Linked DNA regions of Homo sapiens: region 2 is linked to region 1. A link is a loop called in an ENCODE intact Hi-C map of the cell type or tissue named here. Cell type or tissue: PC-9. All regions are shown on one strand. Links, peaks and the distances in the headings refer to the core of each region. The heading gives the core; the rest is flanking DNA. Region 1 has its middle 32 kb from the start of RUNX2-AS1. Region 2 overlaps CLIC5 (chloride intracellular channel 5).

Region 1 (15,221 bases), core at 3,011-11,010:
CAAGCCTTCTTTCTCCTCCTATCCTCTAGAACAATGGGAAAGAGGGTAGTTAGAGAATAACTGTATAACCTAGACCAGTGGTCCCCAACCTTTTTGGCACCAGGGACCAGTTTCATGGACAACAATTTTTCCACAGACAGAGCTGAGTGGGGAGCATGAGATTCTCATAAAGAGCGCACAACCTACATCCCTCACATGGGCAGTTCACAATAGGGTTCGGGATCCTATGAGAATCTAATGCTGACAGTAATCCAACAGGAGGTGGAGCTCAGGCAGGGATGCTCACTCACCTCCTGCTGTGCAGCCTGGTTCCTAACAGGCCATGACCAATACTGGTCCGTGGCCCAGGGCTTAGGGATTCATGACCTAGACCACACTGAGAGTCGGCTGTACCTGCTAGCTCTTGACTTCACTCTTGAACTCTGAATGTGGAATAGTCCAGAGTAGAGGTGAATGGAAAAAAAAACTACAGGAACAATGCAGGCTGTTTTACACAAAAGCATCCTCTTGTGAGTGGGGACAGGGAAAAGGGACAGGGATAGGATTTATTCAGACTTTCAATCACTGTAATCATAACAACCATTTATTCAACATTTATAATGTGTCAGGCATCCCTCATCTCAATGAGTTCACACCTCCTGGAGCTTTCCTAGGGGTGTGCTGGTGAAGGGTTAGCATCTGGCAAATCTTGGATGAAAGCCCTGGCTTTTAGCATTTACCATTTCCTGTGGTGTAAATACCCCTACCAATTTCAAGCTATGACACCAAGTCGGGAAGAGATGCTCAAGAGTATGAAATCATATAGTATTTCCACCATTCAGATGGAATAGCCATCAATAACCTCAAAAGCATAGATAATAGTGAAATGCAGTAACAGAATTTGGATATGGTGAGTTTTGAATATTTTGTATGTTTTCAATATAATTTGTTCAGTGGAAAGTTTGTATAACTTAATTCTTATTAATGTCTGTATTTAACAACTGGCTTGCAAAATTCCTGAAAAGTTTAAGCTTTTGTGGAGCCAGCATCAGCCAACTCCATTGCACCACTGAGCCCTCCTCATCACCTCTTACTCATCTTGCTGTGTAAATACAACCTGACTCATGAGCTTTTGTTTTACCTGAACTTAGGTTTTGTTTTTATGTTTTTGTTTTCCTTTTTGTAGAGAACCGAGTCTCACTATATTGCCCAGGCAGGTCTCGAACTCCTGGGCTCAAGCTATCCTCTGCCTCCCTAAGAGCTGGGATTACAGGCCTGAGCCACCATGCCCAGCAGATTTTGTTTTAATCTTTTCCATCTTCAAGATGTTTTGCTTCTCCTCCCCCTCCTCTGATTTTGGCTTTCTGCAACAGGAGAGGTTATGGTGGAGAAGAGAAGCTGATGTCCAGAGGGAAGGACTTTCCCATTCAATAAAGATTTTAAGAAAGGGGAAGTGTTAAAGCAAGAAATGTGATGCGTGATTAAAAGTGGTGCTCTCCAATACGGCAGCCACTAGCCACAAGTTGTTGCTGAGCACTTAAAGTGTGGGTAGTTTCAATTGAGATGTGCTATAACTATAAACCACACACCAGATTTTTGAAGGCTTAGTTCAAAAATATATAAAATATCTAATGAATAATTTTATATCAACTAATTATGAAGATGATAATATTTTATATATGCTGAGTTTAAAAATATATTATAAAATTAATTTCATCTGCTTATTTTTACTTTTTAAAATACATTGACCGGGTGAGGTGGCTCACATCTGTAATCCCAGCACTTTGGAAGTCCAAGGCAGAAGGATCATTTGAGCCCAGGAGTTCAGCCTGGGCAACATACGGAGACCCCGTCTCTACAAAAAATAAAAAATTAGCCAGGCATGGCGGTGCATGCCTGTGGTCCCAGTTACTTGGGAGGCTGAGGTGGGAGGATCACTTGAGCCCAGGAGGTCGAGGCTACAGTGAACCATAATTATGCCGCTGCACTCCAGCCTGAGCAACAGAGTGAAACCCTGTCTCAAAAAAACAAGTAAATAAAAAATAAAATACATCTACTAGAAAATTTTAAATTATATATATGGCTTACATTTGCTTTCTACTGAACAGCACTGCTATGGAGAGTTAACAGAGATCAAGGGACTTTTGCTAGAGACGGCATTTTTGATGATTTAATCCCACGTTTCTCAAGCTGGAGGCGTGGTTTCTGAAACTTGCTGGCTTGGTGGGAAGGTTTATTCCCATAGAGTCTTTCAGGAACTCAGGCTGACCCTGATTTATTTAGTGCTGACGATTGGGTGCACTGTGAACAAGAACCAGCATGTGCTGGCGCAGCACTAACAGAACACTGCTGCTCGTTCACGCCATCTGACTTCCTCACTGCATTACTGTCCCTAAAACCAGCAGCACTAAACTGCATCTAATGAGAAACTCCTGAAAACAGCTGGAGTCAAGTTATATCCCCGAGCTGTTATTAAACACGTGCCATGTGCTGGCCCTGAGCTGGGGCTATGACAGAGTAGGGTTCAAGCTTACAAAAGAAATAGCCCCACAAATACATGGCCAATTGATTTCTGAAATAGGTGCAAAAGCTTTTTAGAGGAGAAAGGAAATTCTTCCCCATAAATGTTGCTGGAACAATTAGATACTCACATGCCAAAAAATGGAATTCCATCCATTCTTCAAACCATATACTAAAATTAACTCAAAATGGCTTATAGACCTAAAACTTTAAAACTTTTGAAGAAAAAAATGGGAAAAATACTTGTGATTTTGTGGTTAGGCAAAGATTTCTTAGATATGATACCAAAAGCACATCCATACAAGAAGAAAAATTATAAATTGGACTTTATCAAAATTAAGAAATTTTGCTCTTCAAAAGATACCATTACAAAATGGATAAAACAAGCCACAGACTAGAAGGAAATATCTGTAAGTCACATAGCTGATTTGAAAAAAAGACCTGTGTCTAGAATATACAAAGAACTCTCAGAACTAAATGATAACAAAGCAAACAACCCAATATGAAATTGGGCAAATGATTTTAAAAGACACCTCACCAAAGAAGATACACAGATGAAAAGGTGCCAGTCCTTATTAGGAAAATGTACATTAAGGACACAATGCAACTTAAAATCATAATCAGATACCACTAACTATTAGATACTTATTAGCATGTCTAAAATTAAAAAGACTGACCATAACAAGTGTTGACAAGGATATGGAGGAACTGAAGCTCTCATACAATGCTGGGTGGGAAGGTACAATAGTACAACCACTTTGAAAAGTAGTTTGACACTTTCTTAAAAAGTTAAATACAAAAAAATACACAACTACCACATAATTCATTCCACTTGTAGGTATTTACCTAAGAAAGATGCAAGTGTATGTCCACAGAAAGACTTGTACATGAATGCTGATTGCAGCTTCGTTTGTAATAGCCCAAAACTGAAAACGACCAAAGTGTTTGTCAATGGGTGAATGAATAAACAGGTGTCAAATACCTGTCCAGTGGAATAATACTCAGCAGTAAAGAGGAATGAACTATATAGATGTAACAACATAGTTGAATCTCTGAATAATTACACTGAGTGAAAGAAGCCAGACCAAAAAATAATACTTATTCTGTGATTCCAGTTATATAAAATCCTAGAAAAGGCAAACTAATCTATAGTGACAGAAAGCAGATCAGTGATTGTTTAGGGATGAAGGAGGAATCAAGGAGGACCAGGAGGGAGAAATTATAAAAGGCCACAAGGAACCCTTTTGGGGTGATGGATATGTTCATTAGCTTGATTGTGGTGATGGTTTCAAGGGTAGATATACATGTCAAAACTTTTTAAATTGTACACATTAAAAATTTGTAGTTTATTGTAAATTATACTTCAAAAAAGTATAAAGCATAGCCCCTCTCCTTGGGGAGCTTTCAATAGACAGTGTATAATCAAGATTCACCATGGCTTTCCCTGTATTTATGGAGATTGTGGGAGGGAGTCTCATGCCTGCCTCTCCCCCACCTCCCCCATTAAGCACTGCTGCTGCAGCAAAGACTCTGCTAAGAATCCTAACAAGTAAACAAGAGTGAATCCATTTAGAATCTGGTCCCATCTGGCCCAAGCCAGGGCCAGACCCCAATAACCTTCCCACCTCTCATGCCCCATTCCCATGTGGACTCCGTCTTGCTTCCTTGTCCGAGTGCCCAGTGAGGAGCTCTATTCTCAGCTACTCAGGTTGAAAAATTCGTGCTTAAAAAATACTTGTGCTATTTCTTTCAAAAAGACCTGGATTTTTTATAGACTGGCAGAATAAAAAAACTCAAAATGCTTCATGTCTAGAAAGGACATTTCAGGCTCTGTTGAAGCTTGGGGGACCTTACCACCACATGGACAATCTCCTGCAATCACTTACCTTCTGCATGTGCATGGCACATGTTCAAAGTTGGAGACCTTTACCCTCTGGTTATTGGCCTGCTGGTAGAGGGAAGCCGAGCTAATCTCTCACCTCCCTTCTAATTCAACACTCAGAAAGGGCAGGTAGTAGAAGAGCCCTGGAGTCATTGCTGCCTGTTGGAAGCTCAGTCATGCTGGTCTCCACTGAAGTTGTACCTGCAATGGTGAGTTCCAGGCTGAGAAATGAGGGATAAACTCAGTGTCCTATGAAAACACATTTCAATGAGACTATGCCTGCCAACGGGTGGCTCGAGGTCTCCCTGCAGCAGAGTCCTTCTTCCCTCCAGGTAATAATACCTGGGCCAGGTTAGCTTTAGGTGGGGTTAGAGGACAACCTGGACCTTGTCTCAGAGCCACCTGCTTTCTAAGATGGCACAGATGGGCCCTGCAAGAGGGCCTCTTTAAAGTCCCCCTCACCCAGTGCTGGCTGAGCCCCAGGTCAGAATCCAGTCAGATAAACAAAGCAACAGTACTGTTTCTAGACAGGTTTTAATTCTTCTGTGATTCTTTGGAAAACTTAACATAGGATCAAGAAATCTCAGTTGGAGGAACAGTAGAAATATTCTAGCCTGACTGCCTTACTGACACATAAATCTCTACTCCATCGTACCTGAGAAGTGGCTGTCTATTCCTCACCTGAATGCTTCCTCTGACAGAGTTTTATTTTAAAACAAGCTCTAATTGTTAGAAACTTCTTCCTTATATGTACAGCTGTGAAAAAGAATGAGGAAGTTCTCTCTGTACTGATGTGGAAAAATCTCCAAGATATACTATCAAGTTAAAAAAAAAAAAAAGGCCAGGTGCTGAACAATATGTCTAATATACTAGCTTTGGAACTTAAAAAATAAGAAAAATAAGAATTGACGTTCACATTTGCATATATAATATATGCATTTTAAAACTCTGATAAAATACAGATGAAATATAAAAATAATGGTTGAATACTGGAGAAAGGGGAGAACTAAGCAGAGAAAAATGAGAGCTAAGACATTTGTGAAATTGATTGTATGCCAGCAACTGTTCTAAGTACTTTATGTGGATGTACTCATTTAATTCTCACAACGATCCTATTAGATAAGTACCATTATTATCCCCATTTTTCAGATGAGGAAGCTAAGGTTCAGAGAAGTTAAGTAACTTGCCAAAGGCCACACAGCTAAGAAGTAGCAGGACTGGGACAAACTGAGGCAGCACAGCTTTCAGAGACTACACTCTTAAGGACCATCACAAACTGTCCCTACTAGAGTACAAGGGTGGGAGGGAGGCTTTGTCCTGTATTTGTCTTTATGCTTTTTGTTAGTTAGGTTGGTTGGTTGGTTAGTTGGTTCATTATTTATGTATTTATTTATTTGGTTGGTTAGTTGGTGGGTTGGTTTGGTTGGTTGGTTGGGTTTTGAACCATGTGAATGTATGCTATATTTAATAAGAATTTCTCTGGCTGCTGTCAGGAGACAAGGTTAAAAGCTGGGGGACCAGTCTGAACAACCACAACAAAAAACTGCTTTCCTGCTTTTTTGTCATAGGTTGGTTCTCTGGGCAGCGATCAGATCCTGCTAAATGAACCCTTTCCAGGAAGGAAAAGAACATTTTCAAGTCTGTCTGCTGATCCCTGGATGCCCCAGGCTTTCATACTTGTCACCATGCTGGTTAGTCTTCCCCAGATACACCCTGGGACCTCATTGCCCTCTTAAGGTGGGGTCCCAAATCCAGCCCAGTTCTTCAGCACTAGTCTAGCCAATGTGACTATTACCTCCTTGTTTTGAGAACTGCATTTCTACTAATGCAGCCTGTTTGCACTTGGAGTTTCCAGAGTCCTCATTTCTGTGTTGCCATTAACTGCAACGTCCAACACTCACCCTCATGTGCTCCTGCCTATTCAGCTCCTCCCCATTCCTGACTGGTACAGTTGTTTCTGAGCCCATGACTGGGACATTAAATCTCTCCCCATTAAACTTTAGCTTGTTAGCCCATTTGATCTATTGTTCCAGCCTGGCTCAGTTGAATCCTGACACCATTTTCCAAAATAGTCAAGATCCTTCCCAGCCTCATGTAAGACAAGTATTAATTATTCCCATTTGGCTGTTAAGGACACTTAGCCCCAGAGAGGGGACATGCCTAACATCTCACAAATTGTGCCAGGGGAGGAACGAACCAAGGGCTCTTGACCTCCACTCAGTGCCTGTTCCAGGAAGTCCTGGTGTTGTACTAGGTCCACAGCCCGGGCCTGCCAGAAGAATTCCATCCTGCAGGCACTATGGCTCAGGACTGCATCCCAGGGTCCAGCACTGACACCTTCAATAGGAGCTGGACAAAGGGAGTGCACTAAGGCAGACTCATACTCAAGCTTCACAGGCAAGAAGGAAGGCCGTCATGTGCATGGCACATGTTCAAAGTTGGCTGGTGATTATAGCAGCTTAAAACATCATGTTCTAGATGAGTTGCTGGGGGTTTTCTGAAGCGTGTGCCGAAATCAGAGATGCCATGGGGATGACATCTTCCTTATCTGTGAAGTGATGTGATGTGGAGTTACTCAACGAGCAATCCCCAGAGACCACAAACCAAGAAACTGATCCAGGAATTCCACTCTTGTTCTTCCGCCAGATGTGCAGGTTGAAGTGTGTTTCCACACTCCACATGTCTTCTCTCCCAGAGACGAGGTCAGACAGCTATTTCAAAGATGGGTTAAAAAAAAAAAAAAAGGGAGGGCATTGCCTACCTAATCCACAGACTGGTCACATGTCTGATTTGGCAAAATGGGTGAACAAAGTGAAAACAGGGCAATTTCCCAGGATCCAATAATTTGTGGTCATGAAGACACCAGAAAACATGGCAGGGGAGACAGAGAACCACGACTGGGCTGATCCGCGTGCTCCGGGACCGCCATCTATGGGAAAAGCCAAGAAAGCAAAGCACAAGGAGCAACAGGTGCCTCCTAGAGAACTGAAAATGCCTTTGAGATGAGGTGATGCTGGGTTGAGGAGAAGTGAGCCAATCAGATTTGTTGAAAGCCAGCCCTCAGTAAAGGTCATGGCAGGACACACCTCAACATCTCAAATTAAGTCTCAGATGCCATCAGGAACTCCGGCTTGACTAGATAGGAGTGGAATTTAAAATGAAAGCTTTCTAACCCGGAAACCAAAACGTGGTCTCTAATTCTGACCCTGCCTTATTGTAGTGGTTTTTGAACATCCTATGACCAATGTGTGCCTCAGTAACCCCCGTTTTCAAGGTGACTTGTTGGGAGGGTAAGAGGCAGAATAAAAGAGATGATGAAATCCACCCTGCCAGCCTCACTGGTGTCCTATAAATTCAGAGACGATAACATCAGGACATTCTTCTGAATTACTTAAAGAATGACAGAGAATAAATAGGATTCTTTATGACTGCTATTATGATGAAATTCATAAAATTTCCTGTGGGGGTGTTTTCTGAAATCCTGAAACACAATTTCATTCTCAACTATGTAACAGTTTTCACCTTGTCAAAATTCTTAACAGAAAGTCCCCAGGACCCCGTCATGGGAAATTAAACCCCTGGAGAAGTAGAAAAGCTACTAGAATATGTCCTTCTGACCCCAAACCAGGAGTAGGTTAGTGCGGGAAGATGTTTCGAGTATGTTCAGTTGTGAACTGGGTGCAGCTGGCACCCCTTAACGGATAAAACTGGTTCCAAGAATGAGTCATACTGATTATACCCTTGGGACATCATTCATAAATATCATCTGTCCCCAAAGACTTCCAAAACACAGGAGTCATGGCAAAACACACACACATATATACATGTAAGCAAGACTTCTAACAATCAGGCCATTGTTCGCAGCAGAAAAACCAGGCACACCCTTTATCTAAGATAAAAAAGAAAATGCAAAAAGCAATCAAATGAAACCTATCTTGCTTAACCTGAAAAACAGCAGTTGGATTAAAACATGTCTATGATCCATTTTCAGCAAGCCACTTTCCTGGGAGCATTTCAGTGAGCAGGAAGCTTTTTGGGGACAGTCCTCCCCTAAACAATGAAGTGCTCCTTGACACCTGTACTCATGTCCCTTTTGTGGCTAACTTCCCAATCAGTCCCAACCTCACTGAAGGGGCACAGCATCTGGTTAATTAAACCTCCTTCTTTCCTGTAAAAATATGTTATCAGAAAGTAGTTTTTGTTTTGTTTTGTTTTGTTTTATTAGGGAATACAACTTAAGAAACAAAAGTTAATTTCAGCATTTCAGGCACCTACAGTCTCCTGGAGAGGGGGTGAGATGAGGTGAAGGGGTTATGTATAATCTTCTCCCTAATTCCACAAGGGAAAACCTGGATTCAGCACCTCACAGGATTCCCTCCCACCTCCCGCTTCATCCCTGCACAGAGCAGAAAGTCTCTAAAGGGCCAGCCGTACACATGGCCATTTGGTTCGACTGTGGCATCTTACCCTAAACAAAACTCTCCCAAGTATGCCTTTCTACAGAAAATGACTGGCCTGAGAAAAGCTGGCCAGCCACATAGTGTGAAGCCAGGTGCAGAATATGTTCATCCTTGCTGAGCCTGCAGCAGTGGGGTAGAAGTTGAGAGGTTTCAGACTCTGTCCCCAACCTGTTGTCCTTGCCTTCTTGTGCACACCTCAGAGGTACACATAAAACTCTGCCCCACGGCCCCTCCCCACTGCTCTTCCCTCTACTACATTTCAGGAGCTAGGAACTAACAGGAGCTCTGCCTGCCTCAAATGAAAACTTCAGCGAGGCCATCACTCCCACACCCACACCCTGCAATAGCACCAATCCTAAAAGAAATCCCCCCCACACACAACTGCCTGCTCTTTAGAGGGCATTAGACATAACACTTCCCACTGAACACACATCTAATTTGCTCACGCAGAGATAGTCACTCCAAGTAGAAACTATTCTAGCGTTGATTCTGCATGTTCAAAACACTCACGCAAAGAGAGAGGGAGACAGACAGAGAGAGACAGAGAGACAGAAGGAGGGAGACAGAGTCGGAGACAGACAGAGAAGTAGAAGAAGAGAGGGACAGAGAAAGCGAGAGAGGAAAGGAAGTTTTCATAGACCACTAGGGCTAGAAGAGACCTCCTTTTAATTTTTTCAATAGTTATAGGTCAATTGGGGTTTTGTATTATTTCTGAGTCAATTTTGGTAATATGCTTTAATAGGAAATTGTCCACTTAAATTTTCAACTTTATGGTATAAGGTTATTTAAGTTATCCCAATAATTTTAAACTCTTATGTTTATAGTTGTCCTTTTTTTCATGGTTTGTTCATGCTTAATTTTTCTGCAGATATCCAGTAGTCTTTAAAGAACAAGCTTTTGGCTTTCGACAATCCTCAGTTGAATCTTTGTTTCTGTTTCATTAATCCCTTCTGATACTATTACTTCTCCCCTCTCTCTACTTTCTTTATCTTTACTCTTGTATTTCCCCTAACTTCCTAAGTTGGGGATTTAGCTCATTGATATAAATATTTCTTTTCTTTTCTAATTGTAATGCCCATTCTCAGACAGACAATTACACAATCACAGCAAACCTCCCTTGAATCAGCTTCACTTAGAAGAATACGAACAAGAAACACAGCATGCCTTCAGGCCAGGATCAGACACTGCTCTTCATAGCAGTCCTCACAGTAGTTCAAGGACTAGTGTCTTGTTTTTAAAATGAGGAAATTGAGACCTAGAGAAAGAAACAGTTTGACAAAAATCAACAGCAAGCTGGACCTAGACCCTAGGTCCTTTGTCTCTTTTCTCTGTTGTACTAATTGGAAAACTAAGATAACTGTTTAAGTAGTCGCTGTACCTCCCATAGTGTCATAATATCTTTGACTCTCTGCTTCAGTTTCTTCATCTGTCAACTAGAAATACCATCCTTCCCGGCCAGGTGCAGTGGCTCACGCCTGTAATCCCAGCACTTTGGGAGGCCGAGGCGGGAGGATCACCTGAGGTCGGGCATTCGAGACCAGCCTGACCAACATGGAGAAACCCCGTCTCTACTAAAAAAAATACAAAATTAGCCGGTCCTGGTGGCACATGCCTGTAATCCCAGCTACTCGGGAGGTTGAGGCAGGAGAATAGCTTGAACCCGGGAGGCGGAGGTTGCGGTGAGCCGAAATTGTGCCACTGCACTCCAGCCTGGGCAACAAGGGCGAAACTCTGTCTCCAAAAAACAAAAAGAAAGAAAGAAAGAAAAAAAAAGAAATACGATCCTTTTCTTGTCCCTCCCAGATCACAATCTTTGGAAAAAAAAGAGCCGCCCATATTTAAGAGTTTTTGTTTGGTTGTTTGGATGTGTTGTTAGGGATGTGTCGGGGTAGATGTGTGCTGAGTCGGCTGGTGGGGGAGGTGGAGGTTATTGTGGGTAAGTATCATTAAAAACTGACCCTGCTCATGATGGAATCTGGTTGAGGTCAAGATATCTTGGTTTGCATGATCCATGATCTTAGCGTTTATCATTTAAAATTAGCACTAAAGTGAGTTCCCCACATATAAGTAACTTTTAGCTCTTAAAATTACATCAGTGGGTACAGCAGGTCCCCATAGAATTCAACAGAGGAGAGAAGTTTTGCTCAGGGCTTTGATACCTCATTGTCTGAAAGGGCCAGAGGGAATGGACTCACATTTATTTGGGGCCAACTCTATGCCAAAGACTTTGATAGGCATCTTCCCTACCATATTTCTTTTTGGAAGAGTGTTAATTACAAATTTAATTTCTTGTTATAGATCTGTTCAGATTTTCTATTTCTTCTCTAAGAAGTTGGTTTTGGCCCTGGCATGGAGGCTCATGCCTGTAATCCCAGCACTTTGGGAGGCCTAGGGGGTGGATCACCTGAGGTCAGGAGTTTAAGACCAGGCCTGGCCAACATGGTGAAACCCCATCTCTACTAAAAATACAAAATTAGTTGGGTGTGGTGGCGCATCCTGTAATCCTAGCTACTTGGGAGGCTGAGGTGAGACAATCATTTGAACCCAGGAAGTGGAGGTTGCAGTGAGTCGAGTGCGGCTGGAGTGCAGCTGCACTCCAGCCTGGACAACAAGAGCAAAACTGCATCTCAAAAAAAAAAAAAAAAAAAAAAAAAGTTGGTTTTGGTATAATTTCTCTCTAAGATTTTATCAATTTCAACTAAATTGTCTAATTTGTTGGCATAAAGTTGTTCATAGTATCTCCTAATCCTTTTACTTTCTGCAGGGTCATCACTAAATTTGGTAATTTGTGTCTTATCTCTCTTCATTCTTTGGCCAGTCTAGCTACCGTTTTGTCAGTGTGGTTGATCTTTCCAAAGAATCAACTTTTGGTTTCTTTAAATTTCTCTCTTGTTTTTCTGTGTTCTGCTTCATTCATTTCCACTCTAATCTGTATTATTTCCTTCCCTCTGCTTTGGGCTTAGTTTTCTCTTCTTTTCTCTAGTACCTTAAGATATGAACTAAGATTATTAATCTGAGATCTTTCTTCTTCTCAAATATAGATGCATAAATTTATAAATTTCCCTCTTATGAAATGGACCCTCTTAAGAAAGGACGTTTGAAAGTCAATTCCTCTATAAAGCTGAGAACGTTGGCAAAAATGTCAAAATGAATTTTTTTCAGAACTCTAAATTAACTAAAGGCTTGCAATAATCCAAGGAACACTTAAGGATCAGCTTTTCCATTTCTGCAAGAAAGGCAGTTGGAATTTTGATAGAGATAGCATTGAATCTACAGATAAATTTGGGGAGTATAGCCATGATATGGTTTGGCTGTGTCCCCATCCAAATCTCATCTTGAATTGTAGCTCCAGTAATCCCCATGTTCATGGGAGGGACCCAGTGGGAGATAATTGAATCATGGGGGTGGGTTTTTCCTATGCTGTTCTCATGATAGTGAATAAGTGTCACAAGATCTGATCTGCCCGTTATAAAGTGCAGTTCTCCTGCCACACATTCTCTTGCCTGCCACCATGTAAGACATGCCTTTGTTCCTCCTTTGCCTTCCTCCATGATTGTGAAACCTCCCCAGCTATGTGGAACTGTGAGTCCATTAAACCTCTTTTTCTTTATAAATTACCCAGTTTGGGGTATGTCTTTATTAGCAGCATGAGAACAGACTAATACACCGTGTTAGCAATATTAAGTTTTCTAATCTATGAACATGAAATGGCTTTCCATTTTTTTATGTCTTCTTTAATTTCCTTCATCCACGTTTTATAGTTTTTACTATAAAGCTTTATACTCCCTTAGTTACATTTATTCCTAAGTACTTTCTTTTTTTGATTCTATTATAAATAGAATTATTTTCTTAATTTTATTTTGGATTATTCATGGCTAGTGTATAGAATTACAACTGATTTTTATACATTGATATTGTATCCTGCAACTTTACTGGACTAGTTCCATTGCTCTAAACATTCTTTTCTGTGGAATACCTAGGATTTTCTGTATACAAAATCACTTCATCTGCATGTGGAGATAGTTTTATTTCTTCCTTTCCAATCTGGTTTACCTTTTTATTTCTTGTTCTCATCTAATTTCCCTGGTTAAAACTTCCAGCACAATACTGAATAGCAGTGATGAGAACATCCTTCTCTTATTTCTTACTTTAGGAAGTATTTCACCATTGAGTCTGTGGGATTTTCATAGATATACTTTATGGCTGGTGGGTATGTAAAATGGTGCAGTCACTTTGGAAAACTTTTTGACAGTTCCTCAAAAGGTTAAGCATAGATCTCCCACATGACCTAGCAATTTCACTAGTAGGTTTATGCCCCCAAATAATTGAAAACATATATCCACATAAAAACCTGTACATGAATGTGCACAGCAGCATTATTCATAATAGTCAAAAAGCAGAAACATCCCAAATGTTAATCAACTAAAGAATGGATTAAAAAAAAAGTGGTATATCTATACAATGCATTATTAAGCCATGAAAAGGATTGATATACTTATAGATGCTACAACATGGATGAACTTTGAAAACATTATGCTAAGTGAAAGGAGGCAGACACACAAGGCCACATACTGAATGATTCAATTTATATTAAATGTCCAAAATAAGCAATGCATAGCAATAAAAATTAGATTCGTATTTGCAAAGGAATGGGGGAAGGAGGCAATAGGCAGTGACTGGTAATGGGTATAGGGTTTCTTTTGAAATAATGAAAATGTTCTGAAATGACTGATGATAGTTGCAAAACTTGGTGAATACAGTAAAAGCTGTTGAACTGTACACTTTAAAAGGATGAATTATACAGTATGTGAAGTATATATCAATAAAACTGTTATTTAAAAATTTTTTCTTTCTAAGCACTTTAGCTGCATCATATATATTTTGATGATGTGCTTCTGTTTTCATTCAGTTAAAAATATTTTATTATTTCCTTTGTGATGTGTTGTTCAATTTCCAAACACTTGGAGATCTCCCACATTTACTTCTCTTGTTAATTTCTAATGTAATGCCATTGTGTTCAGAGAAATGCCTTGTATTATTTAAATGCTTTTAAATTCATTGACACTTTGCTTTATGACCTAGGATATAGTCTGTTCTGGAGACGTTTCCATATATGCTTGAAGAGAATGTGTATTTTGCTGTTGTTGGGTGGACTTCTATACATCTATAGAAATAGATGTCGGTTAGGTCAAGTTGGTTAATAGTGTGTTCAAGTCTTCTTAAATCCTTACTGATTTTCTGTCTAGTTATTCTATCAGTTATTGAGAGTGGGATGTTAAATGCTCCAACTATTGTCAAATTATCTGTTTCTCCTTTCAATTCTTTCCATTTTTGCTCCATATATTTTGGGACTGTTTTCTTAAGTGTACATAAGTTTGTAACTTTTTTATCTCCCTGGTGAATTGATCTAATTATCATTACAAAATATCCTTCATTGTTTCCAATAATACTTTTTGTCTAAAAGCATATTTCATCTGACATTAATCGATCCAATTCTAGCTCTCTAATGGTTTCTATTTATACAGTGTATCTTTTTCCATTTTTAAAAATCTATTTGTATCTTTGAATCTAAATTGTGTTTCTTGAAAGTAGCACATAGTTAGATCTTGTTTTTTTTTCCAGGCTGATAATCACTGCCTTTTGATTGAAGTGTCTAAATCATATGCCTTGAATGCAACTACTGATATGCTTGGATTTGCATCTTCCATGTTCTATTTGTTTTCTATAAATCCCATGGCTTTTTAAATTCATCTGTTCTTTCTTTACTACATTCTTCTGTGTCAAATAGGTATTTTCTAATATGACATTTTGATTCCTTTATTGGCTTTTAAAACTATTTTTAAAAATATTTTCATATGGTTACTCTAGGGATTACAATATGTATCTTAATTTATCAAAATCCACTTTGGATTAATACTAACTGAATTTCAGTACAATATTGAAAACTTGTTCCCATACATATAGCTCCATTTTATCTCCTTTCCTTTGTGCTATTATTATATACATTAAATCTTTATATGTTATAAGCCCAACAATACAGTTTTATAAATATTGTTTTACACAATGATCTTTTAAATCTGATATGAGAAGAAAAGAGAAAAATATATAATACAGTTCTTCTATTTACCTACATAGTTACCTTTTCCAGTGTCCTTTGTTACTTCACGTGGATTCAAGTTATTCTCTGGTGTCATTTCCTTTCAGCCTAAAGGATTTCCTTTAATATTTCCTGTAAGGCAGGTCTGTTAGCAATGAACTCTCTCAATATTTGTTTTTCTGGGTAAGTGTTTAATTCACCTTCATTTTTTAAGGACAATTTTCTTGAATATAATAACTTCAGTTTACATTTTTCTTTCAGGATTTGAATATGTTATCCATTG
Region 2 (15,221 bases), core at 3,163-11,162, 310 kb before region 1:
TTTGTCATGTTAATTAGATGAATTAATGCATATAAATCACTTAGGACAGTTCCTGGCACACAGTAGGCACCAATATGTGATAGCTATTGCTGCTGCTGTTGCTGCTGCTGCTATTAATTTCACAGTGCTCCCCCCGCCTCCATACCTAGTGTCCACCCTTTGGACTGGGCAGCCCAGCTTTCCCTGTAATGAGGAAGCATGTGCTGCCCTCTTCTGGCAGGCAGAGGAATCGTCGCCAGAGCCAGCTGATGTGATTTATTCAAGGCCTGTGGATTCGAAAGGGTCTTCCTATACAAAGATTCAGTTTTATCTAAGCCAAAGCTTAGACGGTTCAAACAAGGCTAGGTCTTCTTCAAGGCTCAAAGCCACCTTCCATTATCTGTCCCCCACACCAAGGGAAGGGCATGTCCACCAGGCCTGACGGATCTACCATAGGAGGTCCCTGGCTGCCCCTCCCAATGACAACTACCCCCAAATGCTTCTTTCTCCCTTTCCTCTTCTCCTTCTACAATCTCGAGTCTTTACATTTACGAACTTCCTTGACCTAAAATAAAAAAGTGCTTGAAAGGATTCAGAGCGGCCTGGGAGGGCTGTTAGCCTAGAACTAACAAGCCCCTTATTATCAAAGGCCCTGTGCTTTCCCCCAGGCGTCATGAAAGCCACTGCTGCTGGGGGGTAGGTGGGGAGGAGGGTGAGGGACAGTGAAGTGGGGCATTTTTTCCAGATTCCCAGGATGTGGTGAGCCACGTTTAAAAAAGAGTGTGTATATTTATTATTCCAAGCCACTTCAATCATAAGGCGCTTCATGCCTTCTCCCCTTCCTCCCTCCCAGCCCCCAGCCCCCGTGTCACAGTGGCCCTGTCTGGAGGGCCTGGCCATCCAGGGGATGGATGCGGCACCCCCCTTCTCATTCTGCCTTGTGCTCTGCCACAGGCCTGATGAGAAAGCTAAGGCCGTGTGTAAAAAGCAGCAGGAATGTGAAACCTAATTACCCTGTAGCATGCTCAGAAACAGAGTCACTTAGGTGGCCGTGGGGCTCCATGTCTACTCTGTTGGAAGCAGTTCTTTTGGAGGACAGTTGGGTCCCAGGAAGACCGCTGCAGAGGCCTGGGAGCCCCACGGTGGGCTGTTATCAGGCCATCTTGGTGAAGGCTCCTGGGTGGTCAGGCCGACCTCCACAGCAATGCGGATAACATGTGACCGTCTCACCACTTCCTCATAAAGCAGCCATTGCTGTCTCCTTTCAAAAACGCCTCTGGTCACAAAGGGACCCTTCAGGCTGCCTTCCTTGGCAACCCCTGTGTGCAAATAGCCAACTAGGGGTATTTTGTTTGTTGGTTTGTTGGGTTAAAGTTTTGCTTTGACTAGCATTCTTGTAAGGAAAAACAAATAACCTAGGCTCGGTGGGACCCACCTCGGAGGTCTGGTGGGCTCTGCACTTGCATGTCCTCGTCTCCTCCCTCATGGAGGGTCCTTGGGGCTGAGGGCAGGAGGGAGAGGAGTGGGCAAATGCTTCCTCTGGTCCCTCCCATGAGCTGCCTGAGGGATTCCTCCAGAGGGTCTTTGATTTGGTTCATTATTGAGGTGGATGCTTCCAATTTATAATTTAACAAATCTTGCTCCTGAAACGAATCCTTGGGCAGTTGTAAGGAAGGCGGTTGGTGGTGGCGTGGCCTGTTGAATGGGGCAGGCATGGGGAGAAGGGGGTGGGGAGAGCTGGGCCCTGCGTGGGTGGGCGCATTCATTAGTGGAATTTTGCTGTGTGGGCTCCTGGACTGGAGTAGAGCGGAGACCACCAACACCATTCCATGTGGTGGAATTTCCCGCTGTCTGACCAGAATGAGTTCTCCTGGCCTGGCCTGGATGCAGATCAAGACCTGGGGAATAAAGGAACGTTAAATAACTGATTTGCACATGAGTTAAATGTTCTTTCACCTCTTCCTACCGTTACCTCATCCTATGCAACCAACACCTCTTGTCTTTGTGCAGTCTACACATAGGAACCAAATACGTTTCTCAATCTCTCTCTCTCTACACACACACACACACACACACACACACTTATGCACTTCGTGTGTGTTCTGATGTTCTTATGTACTGGCAAAGGCCATCACATACCTCCTTAGACAGGCTCATTTCAATTAATCTAAAAGAAAGTGCTTACATGCAAAATTATATTCATGATGGGACACAATATATTCATGATGGGACACAATATCCCACTAAGCACAGGATATGCAGACCACAGAAGTACAATAGTGTGTCCATGGGTGTGTGTGTCTACATTTCATTGTGTGTGTGTAGGTTGAAAGTATCACAGTTGGTTTATACAATTACTACATTCATAACCCCTTGTCTGTGGTTAGGACGTAGCTTTGAGGAAACTTTTTCCAAGTTTCTGCTGACCTTTAGGGGAGAATATCTCTGGATAAGTTAACCTGTAGAACAGATTCCCTCATTTTTGGTAGAGCTGGGGCTGAAAATGACAAGATGTGAAATCCAGGTGGTGCACTGAACCTTCTAGCAAAAGCTTCAGCATTTCTCAGCTTTTAAACATCTTTTGCTACCAACTAGTGTTGCAAAGACATAAGAACTAAAACCAGGGATTAAATCTAGTCTGGTATTCTGACTTTATCAGCAGTTTAGAGAGGGTAATTTGTTGGGAAAAAGTTGCTACATGGAACTTTGGCTTTAAAACCCCAGGCTTTCTTTCAAATCCTGCTCCAGCGCCGTCTTGCAGGAAGGCACTCCACCCCATCTCAAGCTTGTTTCCAGGCTGAGCCGGAGTAGCCTCATGAGTTAAGACAGGCACAGACTTAAGGCTTAAGCATAAAGCAGCACTTCTTTTCATTCCTCTTGTTAGCCAGACCATTTTCTACCTTGCGAATACATTTGAATCCCGTGGGGGTTTTAGAGGAAGAATAACCCCCATAGGTTCTTAGTTGGAAGGGACCCCTGTAACAAAAGACAGATTAACAAGAGAAAAACAAGCAGAAGTTTATTAACATGTATATTTTCTATAATGAGGAGTTCTCAAAGAGATGGCTTTGAATTCTAGTTTCACAGCATCCTCATCAAAGGACAGTAAACTTTTAGAGATGTGACAAGGGAAAAAACACTTTGAGTCTCTAGGGGCAGCAACTTCGGGGGATAGCAAATGAATGGCAGATAAAGGCCAGTTAGCAAAGCTTGTTCAATGTAGATTCCTGCAGGGCCATCTCCAGGAGCATAAGCGTCTTAAGTTGTTTTCAGTGGTTCTCCCTGGTAGAAGGGGGGAGGCAAGATACGTTTTGTCTTTGTAAATCTACGTCCTGCTTTTAGACAAATAGAGGGAGGGCAGAGAGCTTTACTGCCTCTGTTTCTTCTGAATTGTCTTCATCTCAACAATCCTTCCTATTTTGGGGGTGGCATATCCTGGTTTCCCACAGGGTCTTGTTACGAAGCAGATATTGAGGTAGTGGATCTGGGGCAAGGCCTGAGAGCTCCCAGGCGATTCGGACACTGTTGGTCCAGGGCTGTGCTGTGAGAAACAGGGTTCTGAGCAGCTGTCTCTGTGAGGAAGCATGCTGGGTGTGCCTCCTTCATCATTGTCACCCCAGACCCCAGCTCAGCATCTGACCCAGGGCAGATGGTCCATCAATATTTGTTAAATGAGAGAAAAAAAAGTATACAAACACTTCAACACACCTCTACCTTGTCTATGCCTTTGCTTGGGAGATGATGACGGGGCCTCATCAGAGCCACGGGCACGTCCTCCAGCCACTTCCTGTCCCCGCTGTGGAACCTCACCTTTTAAATCTGTCCCCATGTTGCAGACTCCCCTATGCTCTGACTGTATTTATTTAAAACTTCCCAGTCCCCATTTAAATCCTATGATGTTCTGTGACTAGCATTGTCTTTGACGTGAGAACATACAATGCTTTTGTAGCCTCTGTTATATGATATCAAGCTTCATGGTGAATAATCTCACTTAGAACCAATCAATAAAAGAATGCAAGAACCTGAGCAGCTCTCCTCACTAGGATGGCCAGTGTGCTGGCGGGCTTCGCTGAAGTGGGATTTTTCTTTTCACCATTATTTTTATAACCACATTCAAGGGAAATTCTATTTGGTGTTAAAAGTGATACTTCACCAAGAGTCAAAAGAGAAAACACAGAAGGCTAAATTCTAGACTTTTTTCAGCTAGCAGCCAGAGGTCAAATTATTTTTCTAAGACCCCTGGTGGACAAAGCATTTAATGATCTGGATCAAGGTAAATAAAATACGTTTCTCTGGCCGGGCGCGGTGGCTCATGCCTATAATCCCAGCACTTTGGGAAGCCGAGGGGGGCGGATCACAAGGTCAGGAGTTCAAGACCAGCCTGGCCAATATGGTGAAACCCCATCTCTACTAAAAATACAAAAAAAAAAAAAATTTAGCCGGGTGTGGTGGCGGGTGCCTGTAGTCCCAGCTACTCGGGAGGCTGAGGCAGGAGAATGCCATGAACCCAGGAGGTGGAGCTTGCAGTGAGCCGAGATCACACCACTGCACTCCAGCCTGGGTGACAGAGCGAGACTCCATTTCAAAAAAAATAAAAAAAATAAAATATATATATATATATGTATATGTATGTATATATGTGTGTGTGTGTGTGTATGTGTGTGTGTGTATATATGTTTCTCTGTGCTAGTGTCTAGAACCTCTTCCCTTCCAGAACATTCTGGGGAGGGGAGGGTTGAGCCACGTGATTTCTCAGACCTCCTGCACTCAGCTCTAACTCTGATGGTCTCATGCCCACTGATGTTTGCAATGATAGTTATCCATGTTCTGTTTCCATTGTGGGGACCCTAAGATGAGTTTTACTCAACATTTTGCCCAGGTCTGAAACTGCCTCAGTCCTACCTGAGTCGTTTGGCAGAGAGGTTGATGCTAACCTATGCTTCTCTCTTGGCTCTGATAACAAAGTGGCTGGGACTCTGTGGGAGGGTATCTCAGGCCAAACTAATTGAATCCCTTCATCTATCCTCAAAAGACCAAGGGCTACTATTATACAAAGAAAGGGAACTGTTGTTCCTCTACAGAGTTAAAGCTTATTACATAAGTATATAAATAGAGTCACATGATTTTAGGGTCCTTCATCTTTCCTCAAACCCCACTGAACGGCTTATTCTTTCAACAAATACTTATTCAGTACCATACGCTGTGCAAGGTGCTAGAATAAAAGTGAAATAATGAGGCTGAGCGCGACGGCTCATGCCTGTAATCTCAGCACTTTGGGAGGCCAGGGCAGGCGGATCACGAGGTCAGGAGTTCAAGACCAGCCTGGCCAATATGGTGAAACCCAGTCTCTACTAAAAATACAAAAATTAGCCAGGCGTGGTGGCACGCGCCTGTAGTCCCAGCTACTTGGGAGGCTGAGGCAGAAGAATTGCTTGAGCCAGGGAGATGGAGTTTGCAGTGAGCTGAGATCGCACCATTGCATTCCAGCCTGGGTGACAGAGCGAGACTCTATCTCAAAAAAAAAAAAAAAAAGCGGAATAATGACATGTTGGCATGTTGGCAATACCTATGTATATTGGCAAATGTTGTGTTTGGCTGTTTGTAATAGAAGCCTGACTACAGTGGCTAAAGCAAACATGTATTTTATTAGCAAAACCTATATAGCATTTTACTATGAACCATGCCCTGTTCTAAGCACTCTTGATAAATGTTTACTTCTTAAGAGGAATTTGCTTTTCTCACATGACAAGAAGTCCAGAGAGTAGAGAGTTCCAGGCAAATGTAGTTGCTGAAAGAAGTCGAGAATTGAGCTGCTGCTTAGAGCTCCTAATTCTCCATCTTTCGTGTGTGACTTTCATTCTTGTTTCACAGGATGGTTGCTCCACCCCCAAACATCACATCCGCATTCCAGACAATGCCAGCCGCATCTATCTTATCTTTCCCAGAAGCCCATTGATTAATTTCTACCGATATCTCTTTAGCCAGAACTTGGTTATTTGGCCTTCTGTAGCTGAAATTCTGGGAATCTAGGAAGATGAGTATTTTTGATAGGGCACATTGCTACCCTGAAAATATATATATATATGGGCTCTGTCTTCTACTAGTAACAAATAAAAGGAGACTGAATTCTTGTATATTCAATTCTTATATATTCACTTTCAAGTTAAGGTGATATTTTTTCTCTCTCTGGTGAAAATACCTGTCCTAGCCATTGCCAAAAAGGACACACTATTTTAAATTCTCCTTTGGTGCTGGAAAAATCTGAGTCATTTACCCCCTACTAGATTTCAGGAAACAGAAGTATAAAATTGCACATTTAATTTGCTACACACTTCAAACTTTAGGAGATGCAAGACTCATGTAGTAAAAGCTGTGCAACTCAAACATCCAATGGGTAGCTTCTCCCCACAAACTGTAATTTTTGCTGGGGCACATTAGGGTATCCAGGGAACTGCTCTGAGCAAGGGGGAGGGAGGTCCAGGTGTACTTGTAGCATATCTGGGGAATTCTGTGTAAGTATCAGTCACCCCCAACCTTTAAGGTTGCCCCATTTCACATCTGTTATGATGAAGGCTTTCGGCTGGGGGACTGTGGTTCTGGCTGTAGAGTCAGAATGAAAGGAACAGCTGAATATCCCTGTTCATGTCAGCATTTCAGGGCAGAGGATGAGTCAAGCACGATGTTTACTGAGCAGAGCCAGAGGCAAGAGCCACTTTTTTCTTGCAGCTCTAAGAATTTTTTGTTGCTTTTTTTGTATGCTTTGTTTCTCATACATCAGCATCATCATGCGTTGCACATACACATTGTACATAACAACTGCTTACAGCATGCCGGGCACTGTACTAAGCCCTCTGCAGGTGATGACTCAATTATTGCTCCCAGCAACCCTCTAAGGTATGCCATGTTATGATCTCCACTTTGCAGAGAAGGAAACAAGCACCGGTTAAGCAACCTGCCCAAGCTAGTATGTGTCAGGGTCAGGACCCCAGCCCAGGCAGCTGGTCCCATGATCTGTGCTCTTGACTTGCGTATATTAACATTTAATATAATCCACTATTTAATATGTATGTAGTGCTGAATTAAACAAGAGTGTGTCATTTAGGAAATGGTGATCAAATCAGTTCACGATCCGATGAATACTCAATGAATGACTACCATGTGTATTTCCTTAAATATACTCAACACTTCCCACCTTCCCCATCAGGGTCCTCACCCAGCAATCCATGTGGGGAAAGGGGCACAAAGTTGGCCCACAGTGGGCACCGAATAGATGCCTGTTTAACAAATAAAAGAATGGGCAACTGGAAGAGAATTTGTAGGATATTCACAGAATCACCAAATCCAGTAATTATTTCAGTCTAGCATTGCAGTGGCACAGAGGCAGTTTTTAAGTTTGTGAATGGCTCTTATGTAAAAGATGTGGCTATTTGAGGATGAAACAAGACAAAATGTGGTGAATGTACTTCAGCCTAAGTGTTTTGGGGGAGGGAGAATTGAGAAAAATCTCTAGGTCTAAACGCTGGAACGGATGACTGATAAAGTTAGAATCTCTCTTAACCAGCTCATTCTAAGTGTGTGAGCATCCGCATTAAACCTAATCTATGGCCTGATACTTAAAAATAACCTGTTATAAAGTAACCATAAAAAAACTCACAGATTTCAGCCTGATTCATTTGGCCACATAAACTACAATCAGCATTAATAGCTTCCGTCAGCATTTATGCCGTACTTTCTATTAGCACGATGGGTTCTACAATCATTTATGAGTTTCTGGAAAGTCTAATAGAAAACACACGTACATGTTCTCTGTGGAAAATACACAATAGGTTTTTGGGGAGTTTTTTGTTTGTTTGTTTGTTTGCTCAGGGATAAGCCAGAAGGTGTCGCCACTGCCCCATGGCTAAAGTCTGGGCCGGGTTCCCTAACCAGAACTTCTCCCCTGATCACTCCTGAGCTCGCTAGCTCTGCAGCTTCCTCCCACATTCAGTCAGTCTCTCTCTCTCTCTCTCTCTCTATCTCTCTCTCTTTCTCTCTCTCTCTCTTCCTCCCTTCTCCTGTTGATAAATAAACATTCAGGCAGCTTACATGCTACAGATGAGTACACAAAAGGAAACTTAATTCGAAGACCTAAGTGATAATCTTTCTCTTCAAATCTACTGTGGCTTTTAAGAGGTTTAGAAAATTATTTGGATCTGGAGTCCCTACCTCCCTTCATACTTTAAGAAAATATTATACTAAAGGCATGCTAAAGTTGTCCTAAATGTTTACCATGCTGGTGTTTTAAACATAGCCAAATACTGGCCAAAGTCTCTTGCCTTTAAAAAAAATATGCATTTTGTTGTTGTACTAATACTTCTGAACATACGCCAAATATAAGGGTGATTTGTGGAGCTGTATTAAATAAAAAGATGCTTCTTTATAAGAATCCCCTATAGAGCTTGGGGAAGCAGCTATGTGGAGAATCTGTGTCTTCCTTAAGAAAGTTTCTGAATTCCTTGGAAATACATCAGAAAACACCCCATTCTCCCCACCACAGAGGAGGGTGGGCAACCAACAGTGTCCTATATCCCAACCCACCATAATTGTAAGACTTAAACGCTATCTTTCAAATAAAGAATCATTTACTGGCTTCTTACTGGAAAGAACTATAGGAGCTTGTCATTTAATTCATCCTCCCCTCTGAGGCTGAAATTCTTTCTAGAACAAACAAATAATACCCATGGCACCACGTGCTGCACACTCTCTGTAGCCCAGCTGACGCCACACGAGGGAACAGTGGGGAATCTGTTGAAGTTGCCATTGCATTTTGCTTTCTCATAAACCGCTGTTTGTCTTTCTGCCTTTCCTGTTTTTAGCAGTGCCTAGAAACGGAGGCCTGGGAATTGCCTCCCCCATGTGAGCCCCTGGGTTGTTCACACCCAGGGCCAATTTGACAACATCCTCCTCTCTGGCTATGAGGCCAAGTCCAGTGTTCTTGGTTCAGTGCCAAAGGTGGACATGAACTCTCTAAACTGTCAAACTAAGAAAATGTGACACACCCATGTGGCCTGGAGAGAGCAAAGCCAAACCCAAAGAGATGCTTCCAGGCAACTTTAGATCCCTAACATGTTAGGAAAGTCAAGAGCAAGCTTCATCCTGCAAGCTCTCCAGGATTCTCCTTGGACCTGGAACATGCTAGGATGTTCAGATAAACTTCACTTCAGACACTGAATTTCTGCCTTGAGCTATCTCTTCTCTCATCTTTCTCTCGGTGTCTTCTTCCCCTTCATCCTCTCATAAACCCAAGTTCTATAGCTGTAATAATAATAATAGCAGTTAACTTTAATCAAGTCTCACTCTGCACCAGACACTAGATGATGTGAACCTGTGAACAAGCATAACTGAGGATTCAAACCCAAATCTCTTATGGCAGAGTGAATGTGCTGCTCTGCTACTGTGTTTGTTATCAGAAGCCATGGCTCCCCGACATACTCGACCCAGATTCTCTGTTTCTTCCTTGATGAAACCAGTGACATGCAAACATAGCCAGAGGGCCCAGGCACAGCAGAGAGCGTCCCATCAGACCTGATAGAAAGTCCCCTTCCCATCTTCTAAAACCTTGCTGCCATTTCTGACTTCATGTGGTCTAAGAATCTGGTGTAGACATTATTTAAAAGACAAAGGGACCTGAAAATCAGCCCCCCCTTACCTGCCATGAGTCCTAGAAAGGTCACTGCGGATGAGAAAACCCCAGTTTCCACCTGCTTTATAATTTTGCCTTTGTGTGGTCATTCATACTCATATAACCTAACTGTAACTGGGCTACTGTTCTCTTTCTTTAAGGACTTTGGCAACTGAGAAAAAAGCTACATGACTCATTTCTAAAACCTGAAAGATGAATGCAGATCTTTATGTAAAGTTTTCTGGTGGGGGAGGGGATTGGTTACACTGCCCATCACAGAGCTGAACATCCTCAAAATCCCCTTAGAATATCTTTGCCTCTCCTCAAAATTGAGCTCGTTATAGCAGCATCTACATTTCTGCCTGCTTGGCCTGCACCTGCCCTTTTCCTCACCCTCCCAATCCTCCTGGGCCCTGCTGGGGCTCCTACATCCCGCTTGCTCCTGGATCTTTGGCCTAGTCCATCTGATCTCTCTCAGTGTCTCTTCCTCTTGTCCTAGCTGCCTGTGGAAAGAAAGGCTTCTTCTTCCAACAGATGAGTAAGTGGTGATATTCTTCTTATTATTATTTTTTGTTTCCATCACGTTACCATTCACGTTTTAAACTATCAAATGTCAACAAGTGTGGCCATCTTTGTATTTTCTCTTCAAAAATATGTGATGGCCAGAGACATCTCCGTCTGCCATGGTCTTTCTCAAACCACCACTGTACTTTTTTTGCACCCTTTGGTTATATCAACATGATCTCAAATGAGAAGATGAAAAGTAAAAACTTCATTCAGTGCTCCAGGTATTTCTCAATATCTAGATATTTCTTTCCTCCTAGGAAAAATCCAAATGGATTTCTCACTTTTTGACCAGATGTTTCATTGTCACACAGCCCGTGTGACAGCACTGGCCCCTAGTACAGGCAGAGTTGAAAAGTGATGTGATGGGTCATGGTTGCCCCTCTACTCAGAGAAAACTCCTTCTTGACCTCATCACGGTCGCTGAAAGTACTAAGAATTATATCTGAAATCAAGCACTGGTAGCAGAACACAAATATGTTACCAAATTAGTTGGAAGGTAAGGCATGGGGGAGTCATGAGGGGAACCCCATCCTCTTTTGTCAGGGGAATGAGAACATTTTGCAGCACCTGTCAGGCCACGTGAATACCCAAGGAGTGATGGGACAGTCCTTGCACCCAGAAGTGGCCTTGCAGAGTAGAAGGAGTTTATGTTTTAGAATCTAATAGCCCTGCGCTTAAATCCTGGGCTTTGCACCTAAATTATAATAGAGCTAATCGATTGAACATTTTTTTCTCTCTGTCACTCTGAGTACGTGATTCTAATCTGCCCTAGGCATTCATTGACCTCAGAGAGATTAGGATTTCTGTAAAAGGAACTCTAAGACAGAAAAAAGAATTCAATATTCAGCTTTTGATCTTCAAAATAGCATTTTCAACAAGACAGTAGACTTTTACCCAACCTATTGTCTAAGATGTTCTAAACTCTTTTATTTCTCAATTTTTACCCATCAAAAACCCTGCCTGGAGGCCTCGACTCACAGAGTAGAAACAGTTGTACTGGCTATGCAGCAAGGCCGCGAGGCTTTCTGCTCAATGATTGGTGGGCCATTTGACCTGGGAAAACTAAAAGAAAAGCCCACCCTTCCTAGCACAGGGGAGTTGGGGATGAAGAAGAAAGGAGAGGTGGTGGGGGGGAGGGTCAGGGAACTAGAGCATGTTAAGAGCTCCGTGTGGTGCTTTGCTTGGGTATCCTTCCAGATTGTGGAGGGAGGCAAGCAGCCCACCTGTAACCCCCACCCAGCATCCCCATGGTTACTCTGGAAGGAAGCAAACAGAAGAAATGCAGAACCTGTATTCGCTTTCCAAAGCCTTCCACCCATAGATTCCAGAAACCCCATCTCCCCAGTGCTGTGAGGTCACAGGGGCCTAGTCCCCAATTCCCAGTGCCACTGACTCAGGAAGGAGAGCAAGGAGGGGCAGGTTCTCTGGGAAACTGAGCATATCAATGCAAAGAGACAGAATTCTCTAGGGGGACTATTTAGATGATTACATCAGACTAGGTTATAATCCAAAATGGACGAAATTAAAGTTGTTGTTGTTTTTCCACCACCCAGAGGTTAGGAGCTTGTAAGGAAGACCATAGCAGTTGAAAACAAAGCAAGGCACATTTCCATTGTACGTCCCAGGAGTAGTTTGAATGGTTTAAGGACCAGCTATGTGTGTGCTTGCATAAGCGTATGTGCCCTGGGTAAGTCTAAGACTCAGTTTCTTCATCTGTTGAATGACGATGAATAATATTTTCCATCTCAATAGCCTCATTGTGTGTTTAAATGGTAGTTGCATAAACATCCCTAGCTCACTGCGGGAATTCAGTGAGTGTATTTCCTTGCTGGTGCTAAGGTATGGGACTAGGGCAATAAAAGGAACAAGATAGGGCAGAGGGTACTCGGCCCAGGCCAGTGCCCAATAACCACAACCTCCTTCTCCATGGAGAGTTGAACAGACACCCATCCAATCTACAGACAACGGTCACAGGTGGGTTCCTGGTTTTTATTTTGCTGCAACACACATACAAGAGAAAAACCATATATGAGAAGTTGAGCGTGCAGCCACCTGGGCCCACAGAGCTGTTCTCATTCTTTCAAAGACCACCTTTGATATCTGCTCCTCTCCATGTGAATTTTGAGCCCCAGGAGTCTGCTTTGCCTTATGCTCATCAGGACCTGTGCTGCACTGAGTTTGCCAGCAAACCAGGGCTGAGCTGTTCTTGCAAGAACTTGTTGGAGGCTGGGTTAGAGTCTTGGCTCCCCAGTCCCCATTCAGCCTCCATGCCCTGGTAAGAATATATTATTTTCTTAGCTCAAATTGCTGTTTCCAAGTCATTATTTCTCTACGACGAGAAAACAATATTGGGTCTTATGTAATATCAACCTCAATGAATCTGGAAGTGATCATGGAATGGGTGGATTTTTTTTCCTCCTTAAAAAAGAGAAAAATAAATCTAAGATTGTTTGCATATGGCTCAGAATATTTATGAACTATTCCCCTTGTTTCCTCATCACATATTTTACCCAGTGCATTTGTGTGTGGTACAGAATAAATCTGTATGGGGAGCAGAGGCGGAGAGGGGAAGAAAGCAGTTAAAACACTGGGTATCTATCAAGTCCCTGGGATGTTAGTGATCCTGCGTCTTGGGTGCCCCAACCCTAGGCTCACTTGCTGTAGTTGGAGGGATACCCCCATCTAACTACTCAGAGTAATTATGTGGAGTGAGGATATCAAATATTTACGAGGAATTAAACACAAAGAATTAACATCTTTTTGTTGCTCTAGTTTCTTTCACATCCCCCTTGTTCCTACCAGAGCAGAAAGTTCAAATAGTTTCATGACCTGTGTACCATCAGTCAAAAGAGATCATTAAATTCTATGGATGGCAGATTGAGCCAGGGTCAGAGGAATGAGTTGGCAGGTGGGAGGAAAAGAATTGGCAGAGCGTATAGTGGGTACTGCCATTTGCTATCCGATAATATGGTAGTGTTTCAGCACACAGGCATGTTGTGTCTATTTTGCTATGGGTGTGCCTTTCAACACAGCTTATCACCAAGGAGCATCCCAAGGGAGTATAAGGAACAGGGCTTTGGCTGTATACTAAATAAGTAAGGGAAGCAAATCTCCAGGCTATTGATTTTCCTCTCCAGGGAGTTGGCCACAAATTTGGAGCTTCTTAAAATCACCCATTCTCCACTGCACCTTGGGATATTCAGGAATATATTGACCAAGAGTATGGGGCAAGGAACAGAGAACAGGAGGACCCCACGTTTGGTAAGGCAATAGCAACAACTACCATTAATTGATGTCCTCGTATTGGCCAGGCACTGTATTAGGTGCTTTCCCTGCATTATCTGAGTTAACCCCAGCAGTGGTCTTAACAGGGTGAAGGATCCTTAGTCCCGTTATTGAGATGAGAAAGCAGAAACTCAGTGAAGTAGAGGAACTTGTCCAAGGTCACATGTAAGTGCCAGGATCAACGACATTTGTGGGATTTATGAAGCCTTAAGGCAATACAATAAGTACCAATACAGAATTCTTGAAATCAGATCCAAGCGCTTGGAAGGGACCCAGGAAAGCAAGACACCTTGAAGCTTAAGGCTCAGCAGCTTCCCAGTGAATTCACCCTGGGCGGCCTTGAGATTTAAACACAGTTTAGTCCCAGGCCTTGCAGTCCTTTCCCTGTTGCCTTGTCTCCTCTTCCTCTACCACGGCTGTTACCAACTGCAGCCCTCACATTCCTGGTCAAAAATACACAAACCCAAGTGAGGAGACTGATACACAGAGGGTGCCTTCCAGAATGTGCTGACTTGGAAAGCTCCATGGAATGTCACAGTTGCAACATGAATCAACAATGATTCCTGTCACCAGACTTGATGCCTTCCATCTCGAGGAATTACCGGAGGGATATAAAGAACTATCTTCCCAAGGAACTTCAATCACTGCTCTAGGCTTTTCACCAAATTTCATGATATTTCCCAGACCTGGTGACATGGGCACAGACTTGTGCAACAGCCCACTCAGGTCTCCAGGGCCATTTGAGATTAGAACCTGCAATGTCTCATCTCCTATCGTATGACTCTTTCCCTCAGATGATATTAGTTGGTCAAATTTTGACAGGCCCAGTATTTGATTCTTCCTTTCTTCATTATAATCAAGATTTTGCTGTAATCTCCAGGAATGAAAGGGGTAGAGGGATTGAGCAAGCAAACAAATAAATCACAAGTGCTTCAGGGAGAAAAGCATAATAAGCATTGTTTAGTACCCACCCTCTGCCATTGCCTTTGAATAGCCTTGCAATCCCATCACAGTCTAGACAATTATTAAGGAATATACTGCATTTTCCCAGCCCTGCTTACTCTGTTCTCCCAAACTGGAAACACAAAGCAGATGATGAAGTAGTTCAAATGCCACACCAGGGAGAAGAAAGTATTGAGAAACTATGCCCAACCTCCAGGCAGTTTTCAAACATTCCAGTAAGTGTTCAATTGATTTATCTTGGGCTGGTGTCTTTCCATTGTCTCAAACAAAAGGCCTTCTATGAAAAGACAAAAAGTGGGTTATGAGAGGAGTGGCTAACAAGGCACACTTGGGAAAATCTGAACAAGAGTACAGCCCTCTTGGCTTTGCCTCCAGAAGGCAGTGTCCGCCTTGTATCTACTGGAATGAACAGCAGGATCGACTTCCATTATCTCAGTGTCAGGCTCTAAACCAGAGTCTGGGGATGGGGCTGATGACACAGGTGCAGTGACTGATGCCCTGGTCAGCCATCTCCTCCATGTTTGTCCTTTGAGCTCAAGTAGAAAGTTTCTATGGTAGTGTTCTCTGATTAGAAAGGACTACGAGATTCTGGGCAAAACGATTTTCAGTGATGATGGCTTCCCACAGTTGTTCTTTTGGGTATTTTGTCTGCTTTTGTGTCTAAATAAATTATGTGACAGATAATTATTTGACCAAGACTGTAAAAGCCTTCTCCCATGTTATGTTCCTTTGGGTGTTCATTCCTTGAGTCATAATCATGACAGCT

Evidence for each region. Hi-C counts contacts between places; a loop is a spot of excess contacts. Peaks named below come from ENCODE experiments on the same cell type or tissue, not always from the same donor. Only the 100,000 strongest peaks of a DNase experiment are listed, where the experiment ranks them.
Region 2: it touches region 1 in a loop (13-fold over the local background); 2 of 110 quality-filtered maps call a loop at or near these places.

Annotation. Positions count from the first base shown.
Region 1 is chr6:45,600,940-45,616,160 of GRCh38, reverse strand. No RefSeq gene overlaps it. Among named protein-coding and RNA genes, the nearest start is that of RUNX2-AS1, 32 kb to the right of the region's middle. In PC-9, for the core only: a CTCF peak has its summit at 7,192; DNase peaks (open chromatin) are centred at 5,150, 7,590 and 8,250; H3K4me3 peaks cover 1,462 bases; H3K27ac peaks cover 5,524 bases.
Region 2 is chr6:45,915,608-45,930,828 of GRCh38, reverse strand. The region is part of intron 4 of CLIC5 (chloride intracellular channel 5); the gene reads left to right. Among named protein-coding and RNA genes, the nearest start is that of CLIC5, 93 kb to the left of the region's middle. RefSeq lists enhancers at 2,774-3,437, 3,438-4,102, 6,374-6,523. In PC-9, for the core only: CTCF peaks have their summits at 7,669 and 7,870 (motif pointing right); a DNase peak (open chromatin) is centred at 6,848.